3 separate regions of the Homo sapiens genome follow, and all the other regions are linked to region 1. Evidence: chromatin loops called from intact Hi-C (ENCODE). Cell type or tissue: GM12878. All regions are shown on one strand. Links, peaks and the distances in the headings refer to the core of each region. The heading gives the core; the rest is flanking DNA.

Region 1 (10,790 bases), core at 966-8,965:
CAGGCTGTAGCCCGCCACCACACCTAGCTAATTTTTTTAATTCTTTTTTATTTTTTTCCGACAGAGTTTCGCTCTTGTTGCCCAGGTTGGAGTGCAATGGCGCGATCTCAGCTCACTGCAACCTTTGCCTCCCAGGTTCAAGCGATTCTCCTGCCTCAGCCTCCTGAATAGCTGGGATTATAGGTGCCCACCACCACGCTGGCTAACTTTTTGTATTTTTAGTAGAGACGGGGTTTCACCATGTTGGTCAGGCTGGTCTTGAACTCCTGACCTCAAGTGATCCACCTGCCTTGGCCTCCCAAAGTGCTGGGATTACAGGCGTGAACCACCACACCCTGCCAGGGTCTTGATGTACCACTCCAGTGCTGTCACACCTGCCGCCAGCAAGAAGCTCTCTGAGGCCAGAAGCCCTGGTGTGAGACCTGGTTCTGCTGCTCATGAATGGGGTGACCTCTCTCCCTGAGCCTCAGCTTTCTCCCAGTTGAGTAGGAGGGAAACAACTCCCTTCCCCACCTCACAGGGCAGTTGTGAGGATCACAGAATAAACTAAGGGAATTGGTTTTATTACTTTAAGAATGGTGGCCAGGCCGAGTGCAGTGGCTCATGCCTGTGACCTAGCACTTTGGGAGGCTGAGGTGGATGGATAGCCTGAGCTCAGGAGTTTGAGACCAGCCTGGACAACACAGTGAAATTCCATCTCTACTAAAATACAAAAAATTAGCCGGGCGTGGTGGCATGCACCTGTAGTCCCAGCTACTCGGGAGGCTGAGGCAGGAGAATTGCTTGAACCTGGGAGGCAGAGGTTGCAGTGAGATCACAGCACTGCACTCCAGCCTGGGTGACAGAGCAAGACTCCATCTCAAAAAAATAAAAAAATAACAGAAAAATGGTGGCTGGGCACAGTGGCTCACACCTGTAATACCAGCACTTTGGGAGGCTGAGGCGGGCGGATCACCTGAGGTCAGGAGTTCAAGACCAGCCTGACCAACATGGACAGGCCCCCGTCTCTACTAAAAATACAAATTAGCTGGGTGTGGTGGCACATGCCTGTAATCCCAGCTACTGGGGAGGCTGAAGCAGGAGAATCACTGGAACCCGGGAGACGGAGGTTGCCGTGAGCCAAGATGGTGCCATTGCACTCCAGCCTGAGCAACAAGAGGGAAACTCCGTCCCAAAAAAACAAAACAAAACAAAACAAAAAAAAGGAACGGTAAGGCTTGGCTGGATGTGGTGGCTCACACCTGTAATCCCAACACTTTGAGAGGCTGAGGTAGGAGCCCAGGAGTTCGAGATCAGCCTGGGCAAGACGGTAAAACCCCATCTCTATAAAAACAAAAACGGTCGGACGCAGTGGCTCACACCTGTAATCCCAACACTTTGGGAGGCCGAGGCGGGTGGATCACCTGACGTCAGGAGTTCAAGACCAGCCTGGCCAACATGGCGAAACCCTGTCTCTACTAAAAATACAAAAAAATTAGCTGGGCATGGTGGCATGTGCCTGCAGTCCTAGCTACTCGGGAGGCTGAGGCAGGAACATTGCTTGAAACCGGGAGACGGAGCCTGCAGTGAGCCGAGATCATGCCACTGCACTCCAGCCTGGGCAACAGAGCAACACTCCTGGATCAGCCCATCTGCCAGCGTTTTGAGGTCCTTCTCCAAAGACCTCAAAAAACAAACAAAAAAGAATGATGAGGCTTTATCATACCCTGTTTTCAGACTCATGGGAATTAAAATGATTTTGCTTTGAGAAATATCTGGATACCCCACCCCAACTGACATAGCCAAGGTAGGGGTGGGAGGGACAATCCAGCCTCCTTCTGCCCCTCACACTCACCTTGGCCTTGGCCTTGGCCTAGACCCCCCAATTCAAGCCCCAAGGTCTAGCTCCTCTGGCAACCCCACACTCCAGCCCCACCCCCACCAGGATCTGTCCTCAGGGCCCGCCTCAATTCCTTTCCCCATTTCTTGGGCCCCTAGTTCCTGACCTCTGGCCCCTCATTGTCACTCCTGTCCCAGTCTCTTCCCAGCCAGTGCCATCATTAACAACGAGGTCCATCCAAATGCCCAGCTGGTGAGTGGGCAGGATGAACAGCTCCAGCCCATCCTGCTTGAGAGCCTCGTCCAGGTTCATGTCTTGTTTATGCACTCCCTTGGCCAGGATCTTAGCTGCTGTGTGGTTCTGGCCCAGAACCAGGCACAGGAGCACAGAGGTATCTACCTGAGAGTCACAGAGCCTCACAACTAAAGTTTTTCCTAGGATGGAACAGAGATAAACATAGGAGAAATGACAAAGAGGTGATGCTGGGACTGGGTGGTTATCTCAGGTTTCTGTTCCTTGGGACTAAAAGGCCAAGAGGCCTAGGCAGGGGCTCAGGAAAAATTCATTCATGTATTAATCCATGTATGGGGAGCCTAAACATGGAGATAAGTAAGACATGTCCCTGCCTTCAGGGTGCTTACAACCTTATAGGCACAGACAAAAAATACAGTGTGGTGAGAGGGCTATGACAAAGAGAACCCCTGGGTTCTGGAAGCTGCCTAGCACAGGCTGGGGGATGCAGTGGGGCAGCAGAGGACCTGAGATACCTGCCAAAGAAGAAGGGCCTGTGGCAGACTCACCCAGGCTGTTCTCAAATTTGTTGGGTTGTTCCCCATGGATGTGGTCTTGCAGCCCAGGGAACTAGGGGTGAGGAGTGCTGGCACCCCTCGGTAGAGCCCAGACCAGTTTCTCCTGCCCTCACCAATTTCAGGCTCCCATTCCCAGATCCCAGCCAGACCCGCTGGTCGTCCTGACACCCTCACCGTTCACACACACACACATGCCCCTCATCTGACAACTTTGACCTTCACTACCCTCTGCTTTCTCCTTCATTCCCTCTGGAGAGAGAATTCCCTCTGAACACTCCTGCAGTTCCCCCCTGCTTCCCAACAGCTCCCTCACCTGGCAGCCCAGGTACTGCTTTGTCGCCTCCTGGATCAGCCCATCTGCCAGCATTTTAAGGTCCTTGGAGAAGCTGACATTGCACTTAGACCCGTTCTTTTCCTGGAGCAGCAGCTGGAATAGTGGTGCCTCCTGCTGGCAGCATTGGCCACTGCCAGAAACAGGGCCTGTAATGAGGACCCACCATGGGCCCAGAGAGGGAGCAGTAGGTGAGAACTCAGGGAAGAGGTGGGGACCCCAGGGAGGCCAAGAATGAAGATAAGCAGCAGCTTGCACCCAGTGGAGTTGTAGAGCTGGCCTGCCATGAGGAGAGAGGGGACAGATTGGGGATAAGCAGGAGGGAGGCCAGAGGCAAAGGAAGACATAACCCCAAATGATTCTTAGAGTCCCCCAGTTGTATCCTGCCACACTGCCCCCCACCCCAAACGCAAACTCTTTGGCCCCCTTCTCCCAACTCCCAACTTCTCTTAGAGGGCCTTGGGGCTAAAGAGGTTAACAAGACTGCCAAGTGATCCCGGCAAGATAATTATAGGATTTAGAAGGTGGTGTGGGAGAGGACAGTAATTACAGTGACATCCTCTCTGGAGCTGCAGGATTTGTGGGCAGAGGACTGGAAGGGGTCCACTCTACTAACACACCACCCCCTAGCCCAGAATAGCCTCCCCACTCCCCCAGAGGCACATGCAGGGAGAGCAGGAGAGCCGGGGAGTAAGCCTCTCCCCTCTGCTACATCTCAACGAGATGTAGCCCCTCCCCTCCTTAGAAAGCCCTGCAGTGCCAAAGAATGAGTCCACTGACCCTCAAAATAGAAACTTTAGGAGAAAAAAGGAAGAAGAGATAGGATTAGGGATCCTCCCTAGGGAGGGGAGAAAAATAGCTACTCCCCACTGAGCCTAGCTCTGATAGACAAGGCAGTTTGGGTGTGGAGGTGGCCATTGTGGTGAAGGTGCAGGGTGGCGGGAGTCCCCCCTTACAGGGTTCCCTTACAATGGTTCCCCTGTTCTGGCAGCAGCACTTCTGATCATGGTCCAGGCAACTCTGGCCTCAGACCCCGGTGACAGGCTCCAGGGAGCTGCAGCTCTTCCTGAGGATATAGCAGACCATCTACCCAAGCACCTCTCTCTCTAGCAGGTCTTGAAACCTCATACCCTCCCCCGGAACACAGCCTCCTTCTCTCCCGGCAGCTCATACATTTTAAGCCTAAATGCCTCCCTTAGGCTGCGACCCACATTTGCTATGAACCAGTCAGGACCTTGAAGAAGGCGGGCCTGAAGGTTGCCTGGGTAACTCTGGGAGAGGGGCACCCTTGGCAGGAAGACAGTTGCCAGGGAGACTAGGACAGTGGGCGGGGCCCCAAACCTAAGCATGTACTAGGATAAGGAAAGATCTAATGTCCAGATCCCCCCGAACTTATTTTCCGTAAAGCCACCAGTGCCCCATTTTTAGGGAGTCTGGGGCAGCTGGAGTTCTGAAGCTCCTAAAAGAAACCTCCCAGGGGTTAATTCCTGAAACTCAGGGGATCCCAACAGGACCAAACCTGAGGGAACTCAAGGAAATAGGCAAGATCTGGGAGGCGCTGGGGAAAGGACAAGGCTTAATGCATTATGATATGGAACTTTTCGAACTAAAATTCTAAAATGAAAATGTACAACGTATGCAAAAATAAAACCCTTAAGCCGTGCTTTCAGTTCCACCTCCGAGGAGCTGATATTCCAGATTCTACCATCAGATGGCAGTCTTGTCCACTTATTGGATTAAGTTTAGTCTTGGAAACTGAGGAGGCTATCAGGAGATAGAAAACCTTTCTGTCTCAAATGTTCCTGACTCCAATTCCCTGTATTTGGCAGATACCAATAACCCCTCATATATACAAATACACTGTCTTCTTTCCCCCACCCAACTCTTATCAAGTTCACTTAGCAGGCCTCATTCATTCTTTATTCAAAGCTGTTAAGGAATACTTTGGTGAAAAAGTTCCTGCTCTCTCTGGTCTCCCAAGGTGAGCGTTGTAAGTTGGGGTAACAGTAATAACTAATGCATTTAGAACAGTTTTTCAGACATTTAATCTTCATAACCTTATGAAATAGGTACAATATTGTTATCCTTGGCCAGGTACAGTGGCTCACGCCTGTAATCCCAGCAATTCGGGAGGCAAGGCGGGTGGATCACTTGAGGTCAGGAGTTCAAGACCAGCCTGGCCAACATGGTGAAACCCTGTCTCTACTAAAAATACAAAAATTAGCCAGGCTTGGTGGCGCGTGCCTGTAATCCCAGCTATTCGGGCGGCTGAGGATAGGAGAATCGCTTGAACCTGGGAAGTGGAGGTTGCAGTGAGCCGAGATCTCGCCACTGTACTTCAACCTGGGCGACAAAGCAAGACTCCGTCTCTCTCTCTCTCTATATATATATATAATTATTCCCATCTTACAGGTGAGGAATCTGAGGTATAAAGAGGTTTAATAACTTGTCCAAGTTTACACAACCAGAAAAGGGAGAGAGCTGGGACTTGAACCCAGCCAGCCTACTTCTAGTCTAGAAGCTAGGCGATTATCTCCATACCTCACAGAATGGTGCAGATATATCTGGGAGAAGCAACTACTCTAGACCCGAAGTCAGGAAGGGATTCTTGGATGGGATCTATGCTGAGACCTGAAGAAAGAGTAAACTTGGCCAAGAGATTGGTGGGTGGAAGAGAGTGGAAGTAGTAGGGGGAATTGTTCTAGGAAGAAGAAACAACCTGTGCAAAGATTCAGAAATGGTCAAGAGGACAAGGGTGAAACAAGACATTCAGATTTCTAGCCTGGATGATTGTCATTCACTAAAATGAAAAGCTGCAGGATGGGACACATTTTAGGGAGAAAGAAGGGGTTCTCTAACCTGTGATATTTGAAGTGCCATGAAACATCCAGATTGAGATATGCAGGAGGCATCTGGCCTAGAGTTCTGGCTGGTCCTGTTTACTTAATGTCTTCTTTTCTTTTCTTTTCTTTTCTTTTCTTTTCTTTTTCTTTTCTTCTTTTCTTTTCTTTCTTCCTTCCTTCTTTTTTTTTTTTTTTTTTTTTTGTTTGACAGAGTCTTGCTCTGTCGCCCAGGCTGGAGTGCAGTGGCATGATCTTGGCTCACTGCAACCTCCGCCTTCCAGGTTCAAGTGATTCTCCCATCTCAACCTCCTGAGTAGATGGGACTACAGGCGCATATCACCATGCCCAGCTAATTTTTGTATTTTCAGTAGAGACGGGGTTTCACCATGTTGGCCAGGCTGGTCTCGAACTCCTGACCTCAGGTGATCCACCCACCGTGGCCTCCCGAAGTATTGGGATTACAGGCGTGAGCCACCGCGCCCGGCCTACCTAGTGTCTTTTCTAGTTTATATGTTCTCTGAGGAAAGGAGCTGAGTCTTACTTACTTTTGCATCTCATTTATCTTTGTACCTGCCACTAGATACATGTTTGGTGAGGAAGTGAAGCCTGTACTACCTTCTCTAAGGGAGAAGAAGGAGGTGACACCAACTTTGCTCTCACAGCCTTTCCAATTTTGCTGAAGAAATGACAGAGAAACATTTTAGAAAATAGGATATGCCAGAATATGTGCTAAAGGCAATCGCTGCTCTGGAAAATCAGAAAGGAAAGGAAGAATCATGAAGGAGAAGAAGCCCATGAAGGCCACTATTGATTGCTTATATGTAATCCCCACAACCAGTTAAGGGTAGGAATTGTGGCCCCATATTATAGATTAAGAAACTTGATGAAATGCTGAAATGCCCATGTCTTGGTTGAAAGCAAGGGAGGGAACAAGCTAAGTTTTTGTTCCAGTCTGTTTTGTTTTCAGTTTCTGTTACCCATGGAAATGGATTGTCTCTTCAAAGCTCCCCAGCTTGGTCCTCCTAACCCCTACCCAACCTCCTCCCCTCATACCTGGATCCCCAGTTTCTTCCCTTATTTTACTCCAGTTCCTCAACCCAACTCTATCCTTATGTCTGGTGCTCCTGATGCCTATGCCAAGCCAACTTTAAGATATGTTATTGGGCTTTAATTCCAGAGAGGAAACCAATGCCCCTCTATTCTGAGAAGCCCAATAATAAAGTTCATCCATTTATTAAATAAACATTGTGAATGCCAGGAAATTAGCAAGACCTGATTCCTTCAAACATTTTCTTTTCTTTTCTTTTTTTTTTTTTTTTGAGACGGAGTCTCACTCTGTCGCCCAGGCTGGGGTGCAATGGCGCGATCTCGGCTCACTGCAAGCTCCGCCTCCCAGGTTCACGCCATTCTCCTGCCTCAGCCTCCCCAGCAGCTAGGACTACAGGCACCCGCCACCACGCCCGGCTAATTTTTTGTATTTTTAGTAGAGACAGGGTTTCACCGTGTTAGCCAGGATGGTCTCGATCTCCTGACCTCGTGATCCGCCCACCTCGGCCTCCCAAAGTGCTGGGATTACAGGCGTGAGCCACCGCGCCTGGCCTGGCACAAACATTTTCCATTTGACTATTGCTCCAGGGCTTTCAGATCCAGAAATAAGCCTGGAAAACCTGAAGTCAGAAGTTAAGCACATTCAAAACATTTTTTCACCTTAGTACTGTTTTACTCTGCTCTCTGACTGCCCAGGATCACACCTGAAGACTAGGGCTGGTCCCACATCTGTATTTCATCTCGTGCATCTGAGCGCAGACTTCTTTCCCATGCTCACCCTTGCAACCTCCAGCCCCTTCTCAGACTTCTAAGACCCTGCAGATCCAAAGATATAGCTAGAAATCCAGAGATCTAGATTTCTCCCCAAGTATAACAGCCTCCAGCCATCTCCTCTCACCCTTCCCCCAGTGGCCTCTAGCTCCTGCCTTTTCCAGCCGGCTGACTACATTAGCCCTGTTAAGCCCCAGTTTCAAGCTCACAGTCTTCCCAGCTCTATGTCTTCCCTCTGTTTCAGTTCTTCCCATCACCTCTCCACCTTCTTAGGTTGTCCCTGACCTCTTCCTCTCCTAGTCCCCTTAATCCCTCTGATGAGCCTAGCCTGGTGCTTCCTTCCATGGCTTCCTTGAGCATCTTCTTTGGGCTACCTCTGGTGGCTAGAGCTCCTCTGGTCTCAAGTTCTCCACCTCTGTCCCCTGGGCTCTCTGTGCTCCCACCAAGGCTGACTCTTGTGGCTCCTTCTCTCAGGAGTTTCTGCCTTTCCTCTCCCCCACCCCCAATCCCCTGCACCTGCCTCCTCAGGGGCTCCCTTGTTGTCTCCCTGTCTGTGCCCCTCTCTCTCCTCCCCCATCCTGATTTCTCTCCCCCCCACCCCCCCCCCCACCCCTTTCCCAGGGCACTCTTCTGTCCTCTGTTCCTCTGCCGCTGTTCCCATCTCCATGACCCCCGATCTCTTCTGGTCTGGCTCTGTAGACCTCTGTCTCCCCCTATCTAGTGGTACCCCTCTTCTCCCCATTTTTGTCTCCACTCTAACTCTCCCACTAGTTGTCCCAGTCTTCCTCCTTCTTGGTTCTGTGTCTCCCACAGACACACAATTTCCCTCTCTAGCTAAGTCTCTCACCTCTGCGTCTTCCCCCTGACTCTTCTTTTCCTCCTTTGTCTCTCCCTCTCTCCTCCTCCTTTTCCTATCTCTGTCTCTTCCCCCTTATCTCTCTGATTCTCCTTGGTCTCTCTGGCTCTGACTTTCCCTCTATATCCGCCCCCCCGCCCCCTCATATCTCTGTCTCTTCATCTCTCTCTGGCCCTTGCTCCCTCATTCCCTCCCTCTCTCTATTCCTCGGCTCTCTCCGGCTCCCTCTCTCGCCTCGGATGACAGCGCTGCCTCTTTTGTTGGCTCCGCAGCCAATCGCGGCCGCTGACGACACGGGGGCCGGGGCTATAAAGGGCCTGGCCCGGGCTCGGGCCCCCCCAGCCGCCCGCCCCGGCCGCCCGCCCGCCCCGCCCGCGCGCCCGCCGCCCCCGGCCCCCCGGGTCCCCCCTCGGCCGGGCAGCCCCCAATCCCGCGCCGCCCGGACCCCCTCCTCCTCCCTCCCTCCTCCCTCCGCCCCCTCCCCGCGGGACTCCGGCGTCCCCGCCCCCCAGTCCTCCCTCCCCTCCCCTCCAGCATGGTGCTCGCGGCCCCGCTGCTGCTGGGCTTCCTGCTCCTCGCCCTGGAGCTGCGGCCCCGGGGGGAGGCGGCCGAGGGCCCCGCGGCGGCGGCGGCGGCGGCGGCGGCGGCGGCAGCGGCGGGGGTCGGGGGGGAGCGCTCCAGCCGGCCAGCCCCGTCCGTGGCGCCCGAGCCGGACGGCTGCCCCGTGTGCGTTTGGCGGCAGCACAGCCGCGAGCTGCGCCTAGAGAGCATCAAGTCGCAGATCTTGAGCAAACTGCGGCTCAAGGAGGCGCCCAACATCAGCCGCGAGGTGGTGAAGCAGCTGCTGCCCAAGGCGCCGCCGCTGCAGCAGATCCTGGACCTACACGACTTCCAGGGCGACGCGCTGCAGCCCGAGGACTTCCTGGAGGAGGACGAGTACCACGCCACCACCGAGACCGTCATTAGCATGGCCCAGGAGAGTAAGTGGGCTGCGGGGCGCGAGCAGTGGGGTGCTGGCTCTGGCCCCGCGAAGGGCGCCTTCTGCTCCAAGCGGGGCGCTCCCTGCTGCCCCGGCCCGGAAGCTTTTTCTGCGAAAACTTGACGAATTAGGGAGCGGGGGCTACTTCATAGAAGTTTTCCGAGCGGTGGAGATGGGCTGCAAAGTTGTATGCACGCCTAGTTCCCGGAGGTTGGGGCGGGGGAAATGGGGCGGGTTTCGAGATAGTGCCTTCCACCCCCAGTATGCTAAAAAGATCCTTGTTGGAGTCCGGGGAAGCTGGGGCTGGGCAGTGACTCTGTCCTGAAAAGCCGTGGTGGGGAGGCTGGAGAACAGAATCGGGAGGCTGCAGGACCCCCGCAGCCCCAGCTGGACTGCAGTGCTCTCTGCTTCCCAGTGGCCCTGGCGGTAACTCCCCACTCCGTGCTCCGTTCGCAACGTGCCCAACGGGTTGCAGAGAACTGTGTGCTTTCTCCCAAGAATAGGGTCCCAGAGCCCTGTACACCTCCTGGCAGCCCAGCTGGCACCCTTTCCATCCTGACCCCTGTCTCAGACCGGGTATCCCAAGGGGTCGGAAAAGCTGTGCCTTCTTGATACTGACCGAGCTCGGAGAGCTCAACTCCATTGCGCTGGGGGCTAAGGACACTCATTGGCTACTCAAACCTTAGTGTTCCATCCCTTATTCGCCCACCCCTACCGCAGGTGGACTTGAGAGAGACGAAGACCTAGGAAAAAAGAGAAAGTAGTAGATGGGGGAGCAGGAACCCAGGCATCCGAGCCCCTGACCAAACGGAAGATGAACATATAATAGACATGAGCTGCTTTGAAATTTTATGGCCTGGAAAATCCAGGCGAATACTACACCCCCCCTTTTCCAGCTCTCCTTAGGGTCAGGTGACTCCTTCTCCTCCCCCACTGAGGTCTCCCCCCCTCCCCAACTACAGGGAACCAGGCCTCTCTTATTCCCTAGTGGTTTGGCAAGGTTCCCCCCTTCCCACAGCCCCCTGCAACACACACAGAGTTTGGTTTTATGGCTGTGAACAGAAGACGGGGGAGACTGGTTTATTGGCAGATGGGTCATAAAAAGCTGGGGGCTGAGGGGAGTCCCAGTGGCCCACCCCCATGGGAGAGGCACAGGAACCCAGGTGTGCATCTGGGAGGCTGAGTGCCTCACACTGCCCCTGGTATTTCTGCAGACCTCAATTCCACAAGACTTGGTCAGGGCTGTTAAACTCAAAGAACCAGGAAACTGGCTGTGGGGGTGGGAGGTATGGGGATCCGGTCTGGGGTTCCTCAGTTTCCCTTCTATTCTTAAGC
Region 2 (10,790 bases), core at 1,310-9,309, 79 kb before region 1:
TTTGGGCCTGGATCCCGAAGCGCCTGTCTGCAGCTATAGCCAAACAGCTCTTCTCCTTCATGGCCATGACGGCCCCTCGGTTATGGGACATAATAAACATAATTGTGGTATACTAGCAACCCTCCATCACCAGCGCAATTCCGGTAAACTGGGTCTAGCCTTCCCTTATTTTGACATTTTTAACGCCTATTTTTAACCAATTGTGCCTACTTTACGCCTTTAGAAATGTTTTATCAATAGTTTTATTTTGTAGTCCGCGTGTGGTGGCTCACGCCTGTAATCCCAGCACTTTGAGAGGCCTAGGTGGGAGGACGGCTTGAGCCCAGGAGTTCAAAACCAGCCTGAGCGCCGGGCGCGGTGGCTCACGCCTGTAATCCCAGCGCTTTGGGAGGCTAAGGCAGGCGGATCACGAGGTCAGGAGATTGAGACCATCCTGGCTAACACGGTGAAACCCCGTCTCTACTAAATATACGAAAAAAAAAATTCGCCGGGCGTGGTGGCGGGCTCCTGTAGTCCTAGCTCCTCGGGAGGCTGAGGCAGGAGAATGGTGTGAACCTGGGAGGTGAAGCTTGCAGTGAGCCGAGATCGCGCCACTGCACTCCAGCCTGGGCGACAGAGCGAGACTCCGTCTCGGAAAAAAAAAAAAAAAAAAAAAAAAAAAACAGCTGAGCAACATAGGGAACCCCGCCCCCCACCCGCCGCCGTCTCTACAAAAAAATACAAAAATTAGCTGGGTCGAGTGGCGGCACCTATGGTCCCAGCTACTCGGGAGGCTGAGATGAGAGAATCGCTTGAACCCAGGAGGTGGACGTTGCAGTGAGCTGAGATCGCGCCACTGCACTCCAGCCCATGCGACAGAGCCAGACACTGCCTCAAAAAAAAAAAAAGGAACTTGATCAATAGTGAATATTTCCCAATTGTCAATGCCCTTTTTTTTTTTTTTTTTTTTTGAGACAAAATCTCACTCTGTCTCCAGGCTGGAGTGCAGTGGCGTGATCTCCACTCACTGCAGCCTCCGCCTCCCGGATTCAAGCAATTCTCCTATTCTCCTGCCTCAGCCTCCTGAGTAGCTGGGACTACAGGTGCGCGTCACCACGCCCAGCTAATTTTTGTTATTTTAGTAGGGACAGGGTTTCACCATGTTGGCCAGGATGGTCTCAGACTCCTGACCTCGTGATCCGCCCGCCTTGGCCTGCCAAAGTGCTGGGATTACAGGCGTGAGCCGCCGCGCCCGGCCGTTAGTGCACATTTTTTAAATGCATGCGTGGTAGAAAGGCTACAAGCAGAACACAGAGTGCTAAGTACTTACATTGTTTCCAGCTTTCTGATGTTCAAAATTTCTGAAATTTCTGGTTAAGGTGAGTCAAAAATAAAAATAAGAAGGAGTAGAGTCTGAAAAATGGACCAAAAATTGAAGTTTTGTTTGCTTTTCCCAAAAATCTGCTGTTCTGGAGCCGGTTCAAATGGGGTCATATCGCCCCCGTGTGGTAAATCTCTGAACAGCCATGTTCAACAAGGCGTCCCCCGTCCCTGAGCTGCCTGGGAGACGGTAAAGGCGGTCTTGAACATCTTCTACTGGTCCAAACCCTTCATTCTGCACAGGAGGACGATGAAGTCGAGAAGAACTCATTTAGTTTACCCAAGATCAATTAGTGAATTAATGACTGAGCTAAGACCAGTAATAATATATATCATGTATGGGACACGGCACTGTTACATAAATCACCACCTGATACAAAGTTTAAATAATCCCACTCTGCTGATGAGGAAACTGGGGTGAGAGAAATGAAGTTCCTTGTTCGAGGTCACACAGCCCTACAGCAACAGAGCCAGACCCAAACTTAGTCTATCTGCCCCCTAAGCCAGTGGAACTAGACACTATAAACCCAGCCTCCAAACACAATGCCCACCCCACCTGTCTCTGTAACGTGTCTGCATCTGGGTCACAGAAAGAAGATGCCTTGGAGACACCTGCTCTTATTCCATCATGTGGCAGAAGAGGAAACAAAGGCAGAGAAGAATATGGTTTATCCACAGTCACTAAGGGTCAGAGCTGGGGCTTGATCCCATGACTCCAGGATGCTGGTGTAATGCTGTCTCTAGGACTGTTCCACCAGCCCATCTACTGCAAGTCTATGTGTGGATGTGTGCCTTGTGTTGAATGTGTCAAGGTCCGTGTGAGTGTGTGTGTGTGTGTGTGCATGCGCAGGACAATCCTACCCACAGAAAGAGTAGCCGGGAAAGCCCAGAGTAATCCCCACCAGTAAAGGTAGCTTTTCCAATCAGCACCTGTTCCACAGCAGAGCCATGAAGTCAGAGACAGGGATCAAAGTTTAGGGGAAGGAAGGGGCCATTGGTGATGTAAGGTACCACAACTGGGCCCCTGAGAGACTGAGGGTGCTTCCATGGGTGCAAGATCCCAGAGACTTACTTCACTGAAGTCCAGAGTGCAAAGCTCAGAGGGTCAAATAGGCCACCATGGGATCAGACATTGTACGAATAGGAAGAGTTTAAGCCACAAGCCTGCCTTCCCCAAGACAGAAGCCTCTTCCATGCTCCTGCCTCAGCAGCAGAACTCAGTGTCTCTACAGGGATCCTGGGGGAGGAACAGGCACATTGAGATAGGGGACAAAGATGGTGCAAGAAGTGGCCCTGGCAGGAGAGTGTCAAGCATGGCCAGAGATAGGGGCAGAATTTCCCTGATGCTCCCATGGCAGGGGCTCCCTAAGTGCCAATGAGCTCAAGCCACAGTACCTAAGGGCAAGGTGTGAGGCAGCACAGGACAGAGGCCACAGGTCCTGTGCAAATGTATACCCGTGCACAAGACAGTCCACTCTCACTCCAGATGGGACATCCTCCAAATGGAGAAGGAAGGAATGAAGGAAGTCAAGGTGAGGGAAAATGAACTGAAGAATAACATGAACATAAGAGAAAGGAGACCATGACCACAGAGGTCTACAAAGAAAAAACAACAAGAAAGGGGATCAGTGGCTGTTGGCCAACCCACAAAGTTAGAAGGTGAAACTGGCCTCAAGTTGTAGCTGAAGACATTGCAATTAGACCCAAGAAATTAGAATTGCAGTGGTCTCTTCCCTAGAGATCATGAAAACATATGAGGGAACAGAGCTGCTAGGAGAGGGGGCCCGAAGGTGGGCAGCACTGGGTGGTGTATTCCCACGTAAGTCTAGGGAAGCCATTTACCCTGAACCCTGCAACTTCTTGACTCTCCTGGGCCAAATTCCGGGGTCAGGGAGCGGTTATTTGTTTGGTTTTGGTTTTTTTTCTTGCAGAAAATGTGTGAGCAAAGATCTTACCTGTGCTAAGAGCTCCTGAGAGAGTACTTGAGACAGGGGACTGGGCTCTGTAAACCCCTGAGATCCTTTTCACTCTGAAAGTCTAAGCAATAAACTGTGTACATCCGAATGCAACGTAATGATTAACATGTACTTTCTCCCCACAGATGCTGGGTAAGTTTTAATTAATTCCCTGGGATCAGTCAAGTCTCTCTGTTTCCTTGAGGCCTGCTCCCCAGCTCCACAGCACCCAGTGCCTCTGCCACAGTCATTACCTGCTCCAAATAGGACCATCTCCATGAAGCACAACTGTAATCACAGCCATAATAATTCCACAATTATTTTTGTCCCTCAACATTTAAAAAAAGAAAAGATTTGCAGCCTAGCAATGAATAGAGCACTTGTGCAATTTCATTGCATCATCTCATTTGGCACTCACATCAACCCCAGAGATAAACCTAGCAGGTATTCATTAATACTCTGGTTTAGTGATAGTAAATTAAGGAGCCAGGTGACTCCTTAGTCACCAGGCCAAAGTCACTTGGCCAACAAGAGCAGAACTCAGACTTGAAACCTAGAAGCCTAATCCCCAGCTCCCAGTCCAGGACACTCCCTAATATACCACCCAGTCCTGCCCACCTGAGAGCCCCCTCTCCTACCAGGTCTGTTCCCACATCTGTTACTTATCCTCTGAAAGCCCAGCTTTTTCCACCACTAAAAGCCTGCAGTGTCCTGCACAGCAATCCAAGAACAGCTGATCTCCTCTAGGAACCCCCTACCTCCTCATACCCTGACTCCTCAGCACCTGCCCAGTCTCCTGGAGTGGGAAGTACACCCTATGGGGAGGTCACTGGTCCTTGCCCACAGACCTCACTATGCCTCTGTCATACCACCCACAACTCTTCCCGCCACTCCCGTCTCACAGCTAAGGAGAGACTCGCTGCTTATATTTATTTTTTCAGAGTCCTGTTGCACAGCATAAATAGCTTACCAAGACATGTAAAACACCATGAGATGGCAGGTATTAAAACTAGGAACAAATAAATACAAAGAAAAAAGAGACTTTAAAAAAGAAAGATGGAAATAGGGATCTAAAATCGCACCAGGAATGAACCTTAAAAATGTGAAATACAAGACCTGTACCCTTCCTAAGGGTGAGCCACAAGTCTGACTCAAAACTGTTCAGCAGCCAACCCAAAAAGGAAAGTCTGGTCCGTTCTGAAGTTCACGGTGTCCATGAGATAAAACAGACAGATGACGCAGGGAAGCACAACTATTCTTGGAACTGAGACCAGACAAAAGTTACTCCCAAGGACACTCCTAGAGAGATGACGGTGGTTCACAGCCTTACCGTTGCCCTGACGGTGAGTTTCCCAGGATGGATTCTAAGAGCCGCCCTCGACACAGGGGAGGCCCTGGCACTGAGGGACCTCTGTGGTTGTGGGAGAGAGAGGATGCACCATGACCCTGCTCTTTCCCGATGAGTTTGTTGTAAGGCAGGACTGTTCAACCTTGGTACTAGTGACATTAAGGCCAGATAATTCTTTGTTGTGGGGGCTGTTCTGTGCATTGTAGGATGTTTAGCAGCATTCCTGGCCTCTGCCCACTAGATGCCAGTAGCACCCTTCCCTCCAATTGTGATACCACAATGTCCCCAGATATGGCCAAATGTCCCCTGAGGGACAAAATTGCCCCCAGTTGAGAACCAATGATCCAAGAGTAGAAATCATTGTTTCTATTTTCCTTTTAACATAGAAAGGCAAAGAAGGAACATCTAGTTTTGTTTCTATTTTGTTACAGGTTTATTGAGGTACAATTTATATACTATAAAATCCACTCATTTAACATATACAATTTAGTGGTTTTTACTGTAGACACAGGATTATGCAACCATCATCACTGATTTTAGAACACTTGATCAATCCAAAAAGTAACTCTGTACCCCTTAGGAATCACTCCTCATTCTTCCTTCCTCCCAACCCCCAGCAATCACTACCATATGGTCTCTGTATGGATTTGCTTATTCTGGACATTTTGTACAAATAGAATCATGCAATGTGTGATCTTTTGTGACTGACTTTTTCACTCAGCTTGATGTTTTCAAGGTTCATCAATGCTGTAGCATGTTTTAATACTTCAATCCATTTATTGACAAATAATATTCCATTGTATGGCTATATTATTTTATTTATCCATTCTTCATTATATAGACATTTGTGTTGTGTAAACTTTGGGACCATTATGCATAATTCTACTATGAATGCTCATGTACAAGTTTTTGTGCAGACACATGTTTTCAGCTTTCTTGCGTGTATACCTAGGAACTGAATTGTTGGGTCAGATGGTAACTCTAGGTTTAATACTTTGAGGAACTGCTAAACAGTTTTCCAAAATGGCTGCATCACTTTATATTCTCACCAGCAATGAATGAGGGTTTCAATTTCTCCAGATCTTCATCAACACTTGTTATTGTCTTTATTTCAGCCATCCTAGTGGGAATGAATTTGTATCTCCTTGTGGTTTTGATTTCCATTTCCCAACGGCTAACAATGTTGAGCATCTTTCATGTCCTTATTGGCCATTTGTATATCTTCTTCGGAGAGGTGTCCGTTCAAATCCTTCTTTCATTTTTTGATTGGGTTATTCAACTCTTTGTTGTTGAGTTATATGACTGCTTTATGTATTCTGGATACAAGGCTCTTACTAGATATAATTTGCAAATATGTTCTCTGATTCCATGGATTATCTTTTTACTTTGTTGACGGTATCCTTAGAAGCACAAAAGGTTTTTTCGTGGGTTTTGTTTTTTGGTTTTTTTTGAGACAGAGTCTCACTCTGTCCCCAGTCTGCAGTGCAGTGGCCCGATCTTGGCTCACTCCAACCTCTTGGCTGGGTATGGTGGCTCATGCCTATAATCCCAGCACTTTGGGAGGCGGAAGTGGGTGGATCACTTGAGGCCAGGAGTTCAAGACCAGCCTGGCCAACATGGCAAAACCCCATCTCTATAAAAATACAAAAACTAGCAGGGCGTGGTGGTGCACACCTGTAGTCCCGGCTACTTGGGGGGCTGAGGTGAGAGGATCGCTTGAATATAGGAGGTGGAGGTTGCAGTAAGCCAAGATTGCACCACTGCACTCCAGCCTGGGTGATGGAGTGAGGCTGTGTCAAAAAAAGAAAAGAAAAAGAAAGAAAGAAAGAAAGAAAGAAAGAAAGAAAGAAAGAAAGAAAGAAAGAAAGAAAGAAAGAAAGAAAGAAAGAAAGAAAAGAAGAAAGAAAGAAAGAAAGAAAGAAAGAAAGAAAGGAAATCAAAAATAGAAAAACAATAGAGAAAAATCAACAAAATGAAAAGTTAGTTCTTTGAAAACATTAGCAAAGTTGACAAACTCTTAACTAGACTGACAAAGAAAAAAAAGAGAAAGAGTCAAATTACTTAAATCAGGAATGAAAGAGGGGACATCACTACTGATCTTACAGAATAAAGAGGATTATAAGGAAATATTATCTGTCTAGTAAGTCCAACGTCTGAGCTTTCTCAGAGAAACAAGCCTATTGATTGCTTTCTTTTTTATTTTTTTATTTTTTTATTTTTTTTTTTTTTTGAGACAGAGTCCCACTCTGTCTCCCAGGCTGGAGTGCAGTGGCACGATCTTGGCTCACTGTAACCTCTGCCTCCTGGGTTCCAGTGATTCTCTTTCCTCAGCCTCCTGAGTAGCTGGGATTACAGGCACATGCCACCATACTCGGCTGATTTTTTTCTATTTTTAGTAGAGACTGGATTTCACCACGTTGGCCAGGCTGGTCTCAAACTCCTGACCTCAGGTGATCCGCCTGCCTCAGCCTCCCAAAGTGCTGGGATTACAGGTGTGAGCCACCGCGCCTGGCCAACATTTTATTTTTTAATCATACTGTATTATCTTTGACTAAATGCAAAGACCTTTCCAACATGTCATCTAGAGACCATTTTACCCACTGCTCTGTTTGACCATCAATCAGTCTCTTGTCCCTCTCTTTGACAATGGTGAGGTGGATACATTTTCCTTGGGGAAGAGAAATCTATGATTTGTTGCCTTTGCCAATAACAAAAATGTTGGAGAGCTGGGTGGCAAAGCTGTTGCCACTGGCATCTTTCACAGAAACCACAATATTTTAAGTAATACACTGTGGCAGCTTCAGAAATCAGATTCCTACTCCCTCAGGACTTTTTGTTGTTGCTGTTTGTTGTGGCTGCTGCTACTGCTATTGCTGCTCTCGTATGTGTATTTGTTTAGTGACTTTCCTGGACTAAGTCTGTAAATTGTGTATTCTTTGTCAGGTGTGTCTGCTTGGTTAGCTTAGCAGTCAGCTAATGCCGAAACAGAGATTTCCTTAAATGCCTTTGACCATTGAATCTCCCACCCTTTGTTGAGGAGTGTGTGTGTGCATGTGAGTGTGCGTGCGTGTGCATGTGTGTGTGTGATGCCTTCAATACTCCAATTACTCTGACCTAGGCTTCACTTGCTGCTTGCACAGGGCTTTAAGGTGAGCCAGAAGTGAGAGGTGCACAGCCTTGCACATGTGTGTTGCCTTCTAGACCCCCAGGAATAAGTAAGAGCTTTCCAAGCCCCCTATGAACATCCCCAGATTTTCTCTGTAAGATTTTGGCCAGCCTGATTTTGCCCCAGTGTGTATCACTATCTCAGGCAACTGCAATTCTTAAATTGCCACTGATTATTTTACCAATGCTCTGGGGAAAGGGCTTTCCTCAGTGACCAAATAAAGATAAGCCCTATGAATGAGGCTTTTCCAGGGATCTTCTAGACATGTCGAATAGTGACAATTCTCTGGCAACCAGGTCTTTGGGGATCTTGAAACCCACTCTACCACCTCCAATGGCTGCTAGACCTCTGGTTTTCAGTGACTCTGGTTCCAAGGCTGCTGGTTTCAAGGCCACCATAGAGCTGGGAAGAAGGGGTGGAAACAGGACAAGTTAAAACACCACAAACCTCACCGTTCTTACAAGAGCCAGCCACTTTTCTTGAAAAAACTCTTAAGGTTGTTGTAAGCCTTTGGTTAATTTCTAGAGTTCTGAAAAACTTGATATTGACAATTTTTGCCAATGTTCTTGCTGCTCTTACAGAAGAGCAGATTTTCAGAAGTGTTTTTCCACCATTCTAGAAGTACTTTCTCCTGGTATTATGTTTTAACCACACTTCCTCAAGAGTCCCCCAGGGACTCGGGAGAGAGTGAGTCCTGAAGAAACAACCCAACAATCAAATGTAGATTGGTGGAGGCATTATGGAAAACTGTGTGGAGGTTCCTAAAGAATTAAAAATAGAGCTATCTGCAGGGTGCAGTGGCTCATGCCTGTGATCCCTGACTCTTGGGAGGCTGAGGTGGTAGGATTGCTTTAAGGCCTGGAGTTCAAGACCAGCCTAGGCAACCCCATCTCTATTTCTTAATTTAAAAAAAAAAAAATACAACCATCTCCTCTGGGTCTTTGTAGTCAGAAAAAAAAAATTTTTTTCAGGATCTTTAACTTTGTCAGCAGCTACTGAGCTACAGAATACAAACCAACCGAAAACATTAAAGAAAGGCTGCTTGAAACAGATATGTACAGGTATACTACACAGAAGCAAAACCTGTATCATCCAATCCCAAAGCCACCCCTGTGGGGAAGGATGGCCTTAGCTATGGGCCAAAGGAGTATGGAAGTTACAACATAAGAGTCCCGTCCATCCAGGAAAGCAGTGAACAACTACAGCAGCATGGGCACCAAAAGTTTATCTGACATTAGTTTTTTGTTTGTTTGTTTGTTTGTTTTGAGACAGAGTCTCGCTCTGTCGCCCAGGCTGGAGTGCCGTAGTGTGATCTCGGCTCACTGCAAGCTCTGCCTCCCGGGTTCACACCATTCTCCAGCATCAGCCTCCTGAGTAACCTGGGACTACAAGTGCCCGCTACCACGCCCGGCTAATTTTTTGTATTTTTAGTAGAGACGGGGTTTCACCATGTTAGCCAGGATGGTCTCGATCTCCTGATCTTATGATCCGCCCGCCTCAGCCTCCCAAAGTGCTGGGATTACAGGCGTGAGCCACCGCACCCAGCCCTGAGATTAGTTTTAAAGGTTTAAAGGTTCAAATGAAAATAGGTACCCCTCTTCCTGTAGGCTTTCCAGCTCACTACCCAAAAGACTTGAGTACTTGTATTAAGGCAGCTGGAAGCCCACCCTGGACTTGAATGGCAACTTGTCCTTTCTCAGCCGGTAATGCAATCCAACAGAATATGCCACAGGGTAGATAGGAATTTCCACAGTGCTGCCCTCTGGTAAAAGGGAAACACAGCACTCAAAGCCAAAAGGCACAGAGGGCTCCCTGAGAACCCAGTACAATTAAGCGAGGCCTTCAACTATCGAGACAAACTTTGCAACTGGATCCCGGTGGGACAGTGCCCTGCGGCGAGGAGTAGTGTATATGCCAATGAGAGGGTCCAGCTTCCAGGAACTGTTACAATGGCGTCCGGAGTCATTTTCTCTCTCCCACTTGCATTCGAGAGTGAGAAAACACACACCGTGGCCTTGATTCTCGCTCACCACAATCCCCCTGTACAGAGGGGTTTGTTTCTAAGTTTGGATCCTCAACACGAGGCTGCGATGCTTCATGACGTGCTCTCTCCCACGGTCCAGCCATCTTTGGTGGTCTCCCCACAGTGCTTCCCCATCTTCTCACGCTCCTGTGGAGGGACCATGGGATGGGCCAGGAGGAAACTTGGGATCACTCTGACAGGAAACAGAAAAGCACAGCTGCCAGCTGCTCTGGCCTCAGTCTCCAGTTGTTAGTCTCAGGATCAAAAGAGAACTGGAAAGACCTCTTGGTCTTTGTAGTCAGGAAAAAAAACTTTTTAAGAAAAAAAATAGAACTACCATAAGACCTAGCAATCTGTCTTCTGGGTATATATCCAAAGGAAATGAAATCACTACCACATAAAGATATCTGCACTCCCACATTCACTGCAGCATCATGTACAATAGCCAAGATATGGAAACAACGTACATGTCCATCAACAAACGAATGGATAAAGAAACTATGGTGGCCAGGCACAGTGGCTCACACCTGTAATCCCAACACTTTGGGAGGCCAAGGCAGGTGGATTGCTTGAGCCTAGAGTTCAAAACCAGCCTGAGAAACATGGTGAAACCCCATCCCTACAAAAATAAAAATAAAAAATTAACCAGGCATGATGGCATGTGCCTATGGTCTCAGCTGCTTGGGAGGTTGAAGTGGGAAGATCACTTGAGCCCCGAAGGTCGAGGCTGCAGTGAGCCATGATTGTGTTACCAATGGGGAGAGTCCAGATTCTTGGCATCTTGAAGAAAGAATTGGACAAAATGCACAAACAAAGCAAGGAAAAAATGAAGCAACAAAAGCAGAGATTTATTGAAAATGAAAGTACACCCCACAGGGTGGGAGCAGGCCTGATCATATGGGTTCAAGAGCCCCGTTACAGAATTTTCTGGGGTTTAAA
Region 3 (10,790 bases), core at 1,065-9,064, 88 kb after region 1:
AGAGATGTTAGAGTCATATGGTTACCTAAGTTAGATATACTTATCAGTTCCCAAACTTCCTAGAAAACAAGGCCCCTGGGTGTCCTAAAAAGCAGGTCATCTGAAACCGTATTCAAAACTGAAATAGTGGATAGATTATTGACAGAAATACCACCTACCTCTGCCGCCCTCTGGTGCCTGGAATCCGAGAACCAAATGAGATGTGATAGGGGACTCTGTGGGTATCTGGGGAGATACCTACACGCTGGCATCCAGCCCACTCTATAAACATGAGAAATAATTAGCCAAAACGTCGCAGTTTAGAGCACATAAAAGATCAGGAAGTATGAGCCTGTATTTCTAGAGGACAGAGAGTACCTGTGATGTCATACACCTTTCCATCCATCAGTGCAAAGTAGGTGATCTTGAGGCCCAACATGCTTGACTCTGCCCAAAAGTCTCCTTCCTCAGCAGGATGCAGCCTATTACACTCAGCACAGTATCTGGCACTCTTAGGTTCCCGGTCCATTTCAAACCTCCTGCAACCAACAAAAGGATAGTTCCTTAATAATTTGTCAAGCCTACCTAGGGCACTGCTAGTAGTCTTACCATTATTCACAAATAGGGCTGAAACATCTAAAATTACCCCACTTAGTATTTCATATCCCTTCAACGTTCTATCCTAAAGCTAATGTTTCTTAGTGCTAATTAAAATCGTCAGTCTATTGACAATATGACAAAGGTAGAAACTTAAGGGTCTTTTTACTAATTATGAGATACAGATGTAACTCATAATTACCAGTACTCACTAGAAAGATCCTTGGTTACATAATCCCTGAGCTGTGATTGTCCCATCCCTCTCCTTCTATTTCATACCTATGCTTTCCTTGGCATCGGCTACACATCATAGTATTCATTGCCTCCTTGAGGTCATCTTGCAGCTTGGACAGAAACTCATTTACTGACCGGCTCAGCTCATTCTCTGCCATTCGTTTCCTAATAGAAGAAATGCTTTGTAAGTCAGAAGGTATTGAGGGAGGGACAAAGGAAGACATATCAGTTGGCCTCTTGAGGCCCCTGTCTAGCGAGAAAGACAAGTGACTTCAGTTCTCTCCATCTCAACAAGCCTCCACCCCCAAGTCCAGATGCCTCTGCTATTGAGGATTTTTCATTTACCATTATCTGATGATTTCCCATCTCCAACTTACATCTCATACTCCTTTCGCTTTTCAGCATTGCTGACAATGTCCCAAGCTGCTCGCAAAACCTTGAAGGCCTCCTCAGCCCGGGGATGATGATTTTTGTCAGGATGAACCTACCAAGACAGAGAGATTTCATTACAAATCCATTCCAACCCTCTCCTCACCTTGAATTTATTCTCATATCAAAGGGTTCTCTTTCATCACCCTTTTGAAGAGTCAGTGTAGCTTAATGATTAACTGCTCTGACTCTGCAGATCTGGTTCAATTCATGGCTCTGTTATAATTAGCTACATTACCTTGAATATCTTTTTTTTTTTTTTTTTTTTTGAGATGAAGTCTCGCTCTGTCACCCAGGCTAGAGTGCAGTGGCACGATCTCAGCTCACTGTAACCTCCACCTCCCAGGTTCTAGCAATTCTCCTGCCTCAGCCTCTCTAGTAGGTGGGATTACAGGCATGCACCACCACACTCAGCTAATTTTGTATTTTTAGTGGAGACGGGGTTTCATCTAGTTGGCCAGTCTGGTCTCGAACTCCTGACCTCAAGAGATCTGCCTACCTCAGCCTCCCAAAGTGCTGGGATTACAGGCGTGTGCCATCATGAATATCTATCATGGATTGTTGGGATTATCTATCATGTCAGCCTGAATATCTATCATGGATTGTTGGGAGGATTAAATAAGAATATATATGAAGTATGTAGCAAAGAATCAGGTACTACGGTGGATTCATCATTCCAGTTTGCCTGAGACTGTCCCAGTTTTAGCACTAAAAAGTCCCATGCCTCTAGAAACTCCTCAATCCCAGATGAACAGGGACAGTTGGTCTCTGGCACACACATGTATCAGTCATAAAATAAGAGTTCCAAAGATGTTACATCTTGAAACTCTTTTTTAACTAGAAAATTCTCATATCCAAAACTTCCTACAGTGATATGCCTTTCAGTCCCAGAAATGAAATAGCATATCATGGTCTCAGAGACTTTATGTACTTTTCAGCCTTCTCTCCAAGACAAGTAATATCCTCTCTTCCTACAGCTTCCTGATTGTACCCATCCCCATTCCCCAAAAATGCAGAGATAAAGCTAGTCTCCTGACTGATGCCAAATAACTAAAATGCTGTCAAATTTCCCACATTCCCAAGCTAATTGAACAGCCTTTTAGTCATGTTCACACTAGGGCTTAGTAAGGCAGTGAGAGGTTCAATAAAAGCCCAGAGACACTCTGGTCCAGGACAGAGAGAGATCTTTGGGGTATAGGGATAGATGTTTTGAGGTTAGGGGAACTTAACTACATCTCTACTTCAAGAGAAATTGAAAAATGAGAATTTTTGTTAAGAATAATATTCTCCAAAACAGGATGTCTACTAAAAGAAAGTGAGAAAAGAGCTCTACTACTAGTAGAATTAGTAACAATGAGAGTAAACAATTGTTACCCACTCTAAGAATACAGCAGAAGCCAAGCGCAGTGGCTCACGCCTGTAATCCCAGCACTCTGGGAGGCCGAGGCAGGCAAATTGCTTGAGTCCAGGAGTTCGAGATCAGGCTAGCCAACATAACAAAACCCCATTTCTACTAAAAATACAAAAAATTAGCCAGGTGTGGTGATGCACGCCTGTAGTTCCAGCTACTCAGGAAGCTGAGGTGGAAGCCACCTAAGCCTGGGGGATCAAGGCTGCAGTGAGCTGAGATCCTGCCACTGTACTCCAGCCTGGGGAACTGGAGTGAGACCCTGTCTCAAAAAAAAAAAAAAAAAAAAAAGAATATACCAAGCTACCTACTAAGGGGCATACATTTCCCACCAAATTAATTCAGTCCTTTGGTAAGTTACAGGTGTGGTGGTTTACTGTACCTTTAATCATTAATGGAAACTTTAGTTGCCCATTCCTCTTTGGTGTCATGCAGCCATTGAGGTAATTTGCACACTGTGATGTTTTACCAGTCCAGCTCCATACACTCCAGTGTAAGTAGGCCTCCAATTTACACACCTTACTTATATTCATAATAGTTTTATTTGTACAGAAATAGCAGTAACAATCTGTTATCTAATATCAACCTAATATCTACTTCTAATGCAATTTGATTGCATGCTTGTATTAAACCATTTCCCTCAAGCATAAGGTGCATGACAACTCCCATCTGCACACCCTCTTTTTTTTTTTTTTTTTTTGAGACGGTGTCTTGTTCTGTCGCCCAGGCTGGAGTACAGTGGCGCGATCTCGGCTCACTGCAAGCTCTGCCTCCCAGGTTTACACCATTCTCCTGCCTCAGCCTCCCGAGTAGCTGGGACTACAGGCGCCCGCCACCACACCCGGCTAATTTTTTTGTATTTTTAGTAGAGACAGGGTTTCACCATGTTAGCCAGGATGGTCTCGATCTCCTGACCTTGTGATCTGCCCACCTCACCCTCCCAAAGTGCTGGGATTACAGGCGTAAGCCACCGCGCCTGGCCCTGCACACCCTCTTATCAATAAAAGCAACCATATTTTCATGTATGACATACATATGCATACACCTCCATTTTCTTGCCCTCTCCTATTCTGAGTTGCTGATCTTGAAACAGCCTGTTTTCTCCTACCTGGTGCTAAAATCCTTACATGCACTCCCTGACCCTCCCATACTAGGTCCATATTTGCTTCTCTGGGAGAAATAGTTGGGTTACCCCATGTTTAAAAAAAAAAGAAAACCCTCATTTGTTCAGGTAAGAGCAACTGAGGTGCTCTCTGAATAGGTCTTTTTCCCACTCCAGTTAGAGGGACTTCACCTAGATTTTCCAGGTGAGTGAGTTCTACACTGCCCAATATACCAGGTTCAAAGAATATATCTCGTGACAAACAAAATGGAGGGAAGATCAGATCCCATAGTGGAGGGGAAAATATCTTTTTTTTTTTTTTTTTTTTTTTTGAGATGGTGTGGCTTGGTTGCCCAGACTGTAGGTTCATGATCGCAGCTTGTTGCAGCCTCGACCTCCTGGGCTCAACTGATCCTCCCACCTCAGCCTCCCGAGTAGCTGGGACTACAGGCATGTGCCACCAAGCCTGGCCTCCCAAAGTGCTGGGATCACAGGTGTGAGCCACTGCACCTGGCCCAAAAAGTCTTTATGACTCTTTCCTAAGACTATGTTAACCAGCTGGGCACAGTGGCTCCTGCCTGTAATCCCAGCACTTTGGGAGACTGAGGCGAGCGGATCATGAGGTCAGGAGATCGAGACCATCCTGGCTAACACGGTGAAACCCCGTTTCTACTAAAAATACAAAAATTAGCCAGGCACAGTGGCAGGCGCCTGTAGTCCCAGCTACTCGGGAGGCTGAGGCAGGAGAATGGCGTGAACCCGGGAGGCGGAGTTTGCGTGAGCCAAGATCACGCCACTGCACTCCAGCCTGGGCGATAGAGCGTGACTCCGTCTCAAGAAAAAAAAAAAAAGAAGAACGTTAACCTTCACCTACCCGTTAACTTTCTACTCTGCCTTCCCTTTATTCCACTCTCCCTAAAACTGGAATAGAAAATATAGGAACAGGCTGGGACCAGTGGCTCACACCTGTAATCACAGCACTTTGGGAGGCTGAGGTGGGTGAATCATGAAGTCAGGAGTTCGAGACCAGCATGACCAACATGGTGAAACCCCATCTCTACTAAAAATACAAAAAAAATTAGCCGGGCATGGTGGCGCGCACCTGTAATCCCAGCTACTCAGGAGGCTGAGGCAGGAGAATCGCTTGAACCCAGGAGGCGGAGGTTGTAGTGAGCTGAGATTGTGCCACTGCACTCCAGCCTGGGTGACAGAGCGAGACTACATCTCAAAAAAAAAAAAAAAAAATATGGGAACAAAAGAGAGAAACAGGAAACAGAAGGGTACTCACCATCACTGCCAGCTGTCTATAGGCCTTCTTCAGTTCAACATCTGATGCTGTGGCCTCAACCCCCAGTACATGGAAAGGGTTTAGCTCATCCTCAGGAACCCCAGCCATGGTCAAGAGTCGAGCCACTTCCTCTTCAGGCTGGCAGTAGCGCCCACTAGCTACAGGTGCATTCCCCTGCCTATTAATATTCTGCTTGACCCAAGGCAACTCCAGCCAGCCCCACTGAACTATTCTTACCAGCCGCTGCCATGGCCTGCTATCTCTCAGCAGAGTCAAGCAACGCTGCAAGGCTGGAGAATCCAGCCAAGAGAAGAGCCAGGTAGCCTTATCCCTCCAGCCTAACCGGTCACCTAGTCCCACCAGAAACCGCCATCCCAACTGTAGAAAGCCCAAAAAGAGGGCCAGAGCCAGGAGCAGCAAAGCACCCAGCAGCTTAAGAAAACGAGTAAACAGTCCTACTCCACAGTAAAACCCCTGGCTTAGAAACTGAAACATGACCTGGGCCCAGCCCCCTAACCGCCCTGTCCACACTCCCATCCAAACTCGAAAAAGGTCCAAATCACTGCTTTTCAGTTGCCTGCAGGCATAGATGAGATGGCCACAAGTTTCTACGTACTCTCCCACCAATACCAGCAGTTCAATCAGCCACCAAAAGCCTGCCTGTCCAAGTTGACATAGTTCCTCGGCTCCCCACAATCCCAGGCCTTTGCGCTTATCTGCCTGACTTCGTTTCCGACCCAGCCGATGTCGACCAGGGGACCTGGGATCCCTACGTCCACCCTCCCGAGTATCCTCCTTCGTTGGAAAGCGGTGCCGCTGTCTCCGGGATGGGGGTTTCTTTCCGCTGGACACACGTGAAAAATCACTGGGGAACTTGAGAGATTCTTCATCATCATATTCCTCTTCCAACTCATCTTCCCCCAAAGCTGGAGAGGTACAGTGGTGGCAAAAGTTGCTAGAAGAACCATTTCCTCCCTCAGAGTAAGGCCCTTCTGGAATTCCAGGTGTTCCCTGGCAGTTGCAAGCAGATGGAATGGAAAGAAAAGAGTTCCCATCCTTCTGGTTCCCAGTCTCGTTTTCTTTTGAGAGTTCCTGGTCCACTCCTGATTCTTCTTCTGAAGACGTCTCACTCTGATCAGGGTCCTCTGCATCTCTAGGTGGTCCTGGACCCCCTGGGGGGCCATGGCTTGGGTCCAACCAATGGGCTGGGTTTGGGTGCTGTGTGTGCTTAGGACCAGAGTGCTCTGTGAGGCAGCGGGTACCATTAGGAGCAGTCCCTGCTGAGTCCCTGAGTCCTGAGAATGAAGGTATTTCAGGGTCCACGGAGGGTCCTAAAGTCCTGAGGGAGGCACCACCACTGTGGTGGGCTCCATACAACCCTCTTTCTCCGGGGTGCTTCTGGGCCATGACCCCGGGGCTTCCTGAGGGTCTTAGGTCACAGCCATCATGGTGTGTTCTGATGCCTGTAACAGATATCAAGGTGGAGACAGTCAAGGATGAGACCAAGAGAGGAATTAAACAATCTCAAATAGTGGACACATTTAATTCATCCACCTCCCTTGTTTTCCCAAGTTCTTTTGGGGCATTCGCTATTCCTAGCAATAAGCCAAAACTAGACTCACCACAACCCTGCTTGCTCCCTCCCCTCTCCTCCAAATCACTTAAGTTTTTCTTCTTTCCCCAGAAAACTATAACCTTCAATCAGGGAAACAGGGAGGTACCGTAAAGGGTGTGGTCGGGGGAGGGTGGGTCACTCTTAGGAAAATGGGAAAGACCGCCGGAAAGGGGGCCACAGACTTCCAGTAATGGGTGGGGGCCATGCGGCCCTGGAGGAAAATCTGGGGGCGGAGCTTAGGGCTGCCCCTAAGAAAGACTAACAGGGAACCCACCGGCTGTGTAGAAGGGACGAAGGTGGCCGGGCACCGTGGCTCACGCCTGTAATCCCAGCACTTTGGGAGGCCGAGGCCGGCGGATCACGAGGTCAGGAGTTCGAGACCAGCCTGGCCAACATGGTGAAACTCCGTCTCTACTAAAAATACAGAAATTCGCCAGGCGTGGTGGCGCGCACCTGTAGTCCCAGCTACTCGGGAGGCTGAGGCAGAAGAATCGCTTGAACCCGGGAGGTGGAGGTTGCAGTGAACCGAGATCGTGCCACTGTACTCCAGTCTGGGTGACAGAGCGAGACTCCATCTCAAAAAAACAAAAAAAAACGAAAAAAAAAAAAAAGACGGACGTACCGAAGAACGGCGGTAACTCCTCCCCCTCGAGCCGCCCGGCCTGGGGCCAGGGTGAGCTACGAGAGCCGCTCTCCCGGCTCCGCCTCCCGCTCACGCTCTGCTTCCGCCTTCCGTCCCCGCGGCCGCCGGCGACCTGGGCCTACTTCCACTTCCGGGGTCACCAGGGAAGAGACGGGAAGGAAAAGAAATAGCGGTTGGCTGAGAGGCAAGCCAATCCAGCTAGGGCTGCGTCGACTCCAAGGAGGCGGTCCTAAGGAAGTACTGGCCCCGCCATTTAAAGGCCCCTCCCTCCGCGTGTGGGAATGGGATTCCCGCAGGTTGCACCGCAGGAAGCAAGGCAGGTGGACTCTGCACCAATGCCTGCAGACTAAGGGCAGACTCTCAGGATTGCTCTGGGTGTATTCCTAGGCTTTGTATTCCTGGGAGATGGAGGGCAGCCACCGAGCCACATATAGTCTTTTTCCCTTGCAGACAAAACCAGGGAGCTCAGAAGAGTCACTGCCCTGATCCCTTCCGTGCCGGCAGCTGCGAGGACACAGGCCCCTTTGTATCCTGCGGTGCGGAGGTGGAGCAGAGGAGAGGGTGCCCCGGCTGGCCCCCTCCCTCGCCCCGCAGCACTGCCCCTCCTTTCACAGCAACCCACGGCCTCCCCCGCGCTTGACCCAGCTGGCGAGCTGCCCCTTATACCTGGATCCGCCCCTCGGGTCGCAGCTCCCCAGGCCCGATCACCGAGCGGTGCCTAGGAACTGGGAGCGTAACTTGGCTCGGCTCAGAACTTTGCCCGTGAGCCAAAGAACACTGAACTCATCTACCTGCTGCTTGACATCTCATCTGCATACCAAGCTATTTGGTGGACGTCCACAAGCGCCCCCGCCCCCACGTAGACCCAGTTGGGTCCCCGTTCCGTCGGTCCCCTCCTCTGCACACGCCTCTAGCCTTATACCCCGTCTTGATCCGAAAGTTTTTCCACCCATGAACCCCCAGTTGGCGCTCCCCGACCAGCAAAAGCCCCTTCCCTGGTCCACGATCCCGACCACCCGGTTCTCCAGGAGACAATACTCCAATTCTCTGGAAAGTGGAAGAAACCAAGCTGAAGCTAGGGGGGCGCTGGGACCCCTATTGGGGCTTTGAGAGCTTCCGGTTGTCATCTCCTAAGTATTCGGAGACCCTTCTCCAAAACTCTTGGGGTGACCCTCAAGACTCTTACCTGCTATATAGTTGGGGGTCTCTGGTCCTGGACTAGAGCAGTAGGCAACCTGGGTCCCCCCACACACACGGGAAAGAATTGGAGGGGCCTGCCTTGTGATGTCACCCCTCCTCCCCCCACCGCGCGCACGCGCGCGCGCACACACACAAACACAAACACACACCCCAACACACACGCCCTGTCCCCTTTCTCCACCCTGCAAGCTAGTTGCATTTAGCTCACAGAGCCTGGGCTGCGACTTGAAAGAGTTTAGGCAGCAACAGAGTGACCCTGGGGGTGCTCTTGACCGACAGCCGCACCCCCGGCGTCTAGGACCTCCGAGCAGGGATGCATCTGGAGGTCTAGGGAAGCACTTCCACCCCCTCCTCTCCTCAATCCTGGCAGGATGGTGAGTAGTTAACATCCCCTCCCCAACCCCCGCTTGTCCAGGGTCCCCAGACTTCCAAGCAGATTGAGGAGAGGAGCTCCGAGAGTCAACCCTCCAGCCTGTAAGGACCTTGATATCCAAAGGACAGCTGAAGAAAGTAATGTGCCTGCATTTTTGCCACTTCATTCCCACAGTGCCCGAAATGCCAGCTCCTCCTTGGTGTTCTCCTTTCAGGATTTGAATTCAAATCCCATTGGCAGCCCTGATACCGCTGGGGGAAGGGTGAGGTAGGAAAAGTCCCACCAATATCCTAAGGGGAGGTGCGAGTGGCTACCAGGATGTGAGATGTCTGTGGGCAAAGTCCCTGCTTATTCCATGAGGGGCTGTGGGATTAGGACTGTGGCTGGATGCCTCTTCCTCCAACAACTCCATCTCAGCATGAAGCTGAGGCTTTAAAACCCTGACAAACTGTGGGTGACTGTCTCTACTTAATTCCTCCTCCCAAACTCTTGGTGTCTGGTTTTTTCCCTCTTTCTGCCCTGGGCCTGGAGCAGCTGTCCAGAGACCCCCACCATGACTCATACTCTCCTGTTCTCCCTCCCTCTCCCCTCTCTATTAACCTCACCCTTCCCAATCCAGTGGGGTAGTATTAAGTCCCAGTCGCAGATGGGGCAATAATGTCCCAGCACCCCTCCCTCCACACACCCAGGGCTTCCTGTTCTTTCCACCCTCACCCTGAAGAGCTGCAGGGTGGTGGGGGGAGGCAAAGGCTCATTACTTTATAAGATTTTCATTACTTTATAAGATTTCATTTTACATTTTACTTAAGTGTACTTGTTTCAGAGAGTGGTAAAGACAGATCCTGCTCCTCTCAATCCAATCCTGTAGATTTCTTCAGTTACCTCAACAGGGTCATACTGGCTCCTGAAATGGGCACCATTATTTAAAAGAAATAGAGGTACAGAGTCCTCAAGATTTATGGGCACCTGAGTTTCTGCCCCGTGCCCCGCTGCAGGTTTCCCAATCCCCTAAAGACATTCATGGATGGGTGAGAGGAGCTGACACCTCCCGCTCTGTGACCACTTTCTCTTTGGCCATGGAGGAAGTCTTGCTGCCCCTGGCTGTGACATCTGACCCCAGGCCCTTTAATCAACAACTCCCAGAGCCTCCAGACCCAAGATGTGTTTTGGAACCCCAGGACAATCCTGAACTGGCACTTGCCCTGGTGTGTGCCCTTTGCTGCTGCTTTGGAATCATCTACTGCTGCTTCAGTGAGGGCAGGGCCAAGGACCTGGGGGGCCATTGCCCAAGACTGTCATCCTCAAGGATGATGCCAGCTTTCCTCCTTGCTCCTGGGCCATCTCACCTCCTCTGCCAGGGGTTCCTACCTCTAGTGTGGCCCATGTTGCTCTGGCTGTATTCCTAGGCCCATGTTGCTCTTGCCAGCTTCTTGTCCATCCTCCATGCCCATGCCTTCCAGCTTTCACCTCTGGCATCTATCATTTGCTCTTCTCTTAACTCCTACCTGAAAACCCCATTCCTAAATTATTCACTATATTTCAGACTTCTTCACTCTTCTCCAAAAACCTGAATCAGCTTGTGCTGATTTTTTCCTATCTGCTATCCCTAAAAGGACTAGACCTTCTTTCTATCCTTACTCCCCTCAATGTATCCATCTTACCTCTTGATTTTCCCTCCCATTCCCTCACAGTTCCTGAAACAGTGCCCCCCCCCGACCCTAAGCGACCCCTTTCTGCCCCTGGCCTTGAGGTCCCTTGACGTGCTGCTCCTGTCTTCTGCTCCTCTAGTGAGCCATTCCTCTCCCTTGGAATTCATCAGAGTCATCCCTGTAGAGCCCCCTTCCTGCCTCTCAATTCCTCCTGCCTCACTTCCCAGGCTACTGCTGCTTCAAGACAGTGACGTTTCTCTCCGGTCAGCTGTC

Evidence for each region. Hi-C counts contacts between places; a loop is a spot of excess contacts. Peaks named below come from ENCODE experiments on the same cell type or tissue, not always from the same donor. Only the 100,000 strongest peaks of a DNase experiment are listed, where the experiment ranks them.
Region 2: it touches region 1 in a loop (13-fold over the local background); 39 of 110 quality-filtered maps call a loop at or near these places.
Region 3: it touches region 1 in a loop (4-fold over the local background); 43 of 110 quality-filtered maps call a loop at or near these places.

What each region holds. Positions count from the first base shown.
Region 1 is chr12:55,734,306-55,745,095 of GRCh38, forward strand. GDF11 (growth differentiation factor 11) reads left to right here and starts at 8,817. Exons shown (of 3, transcript NM_005811.5): 1 at 8,817-9,456. The coding sequence starts at 9,012. RefSeq lists an enhancer at 3,881-4,200 and a silencer at 9,793-9,852. In GM12878, for the core only: CTCF peaks have their summits at 3,075 (motif pointing left) and 4,673 (motif pointing right); DNase peaks (open chromatin) are centred at 4,186 and 4,666; H3K4me3 peaks cover 1,661 bases; H3K27ac peaks cover 963 bases.
Region 2 is chr12:55,655,069-55,665,858 of GRCh38, forward strand. It overlaps the pseudogene PSMB3P1. Among named protein-coding and RNA genes, the nearest start is that of TMT1B, 21 kb to the right of the region's middle. RefSeq lists enhancers at 1,256-1,335, 1,425-6,828, 1,456-1,585. In GM12878, for the core only: CTCF peaks have their summits at 1,492 (motif pointing left) and 4,901 (motif pointing right); no DNase peak of the experiment used is centred there.
Region 3 is chr12:55,822,215-55,833,004 of GRCh38, forward strand. It overlaps DNAJC14 (DnaJ heat shock protein family (Hsp40) member C14), which reads right to left and starts at 7,373. Exons shown (of 7, transcript NM_032364.6): 1 at 7,275-7,373; 2 at 5,038-6,500; 3 at 1,188-1,294; 4 at 856-975; 5 at 358-518; 6 at 159-261. The coding sequence starts at 6,444. It also overlaps the pseudogene TMEM198B. RefSeq lists a silencer at 7,311-7,420 and enhancers at 7,949-8,686, 8,641-8,840. In GM12878, for the core only: a CTCF peak has its summit at 5,180; a DNase peak (open chromatin) is centred at 7,457; H3K4me3 peaks cover 6,637 bases; H3K27ac peaks cover 4,886 bases.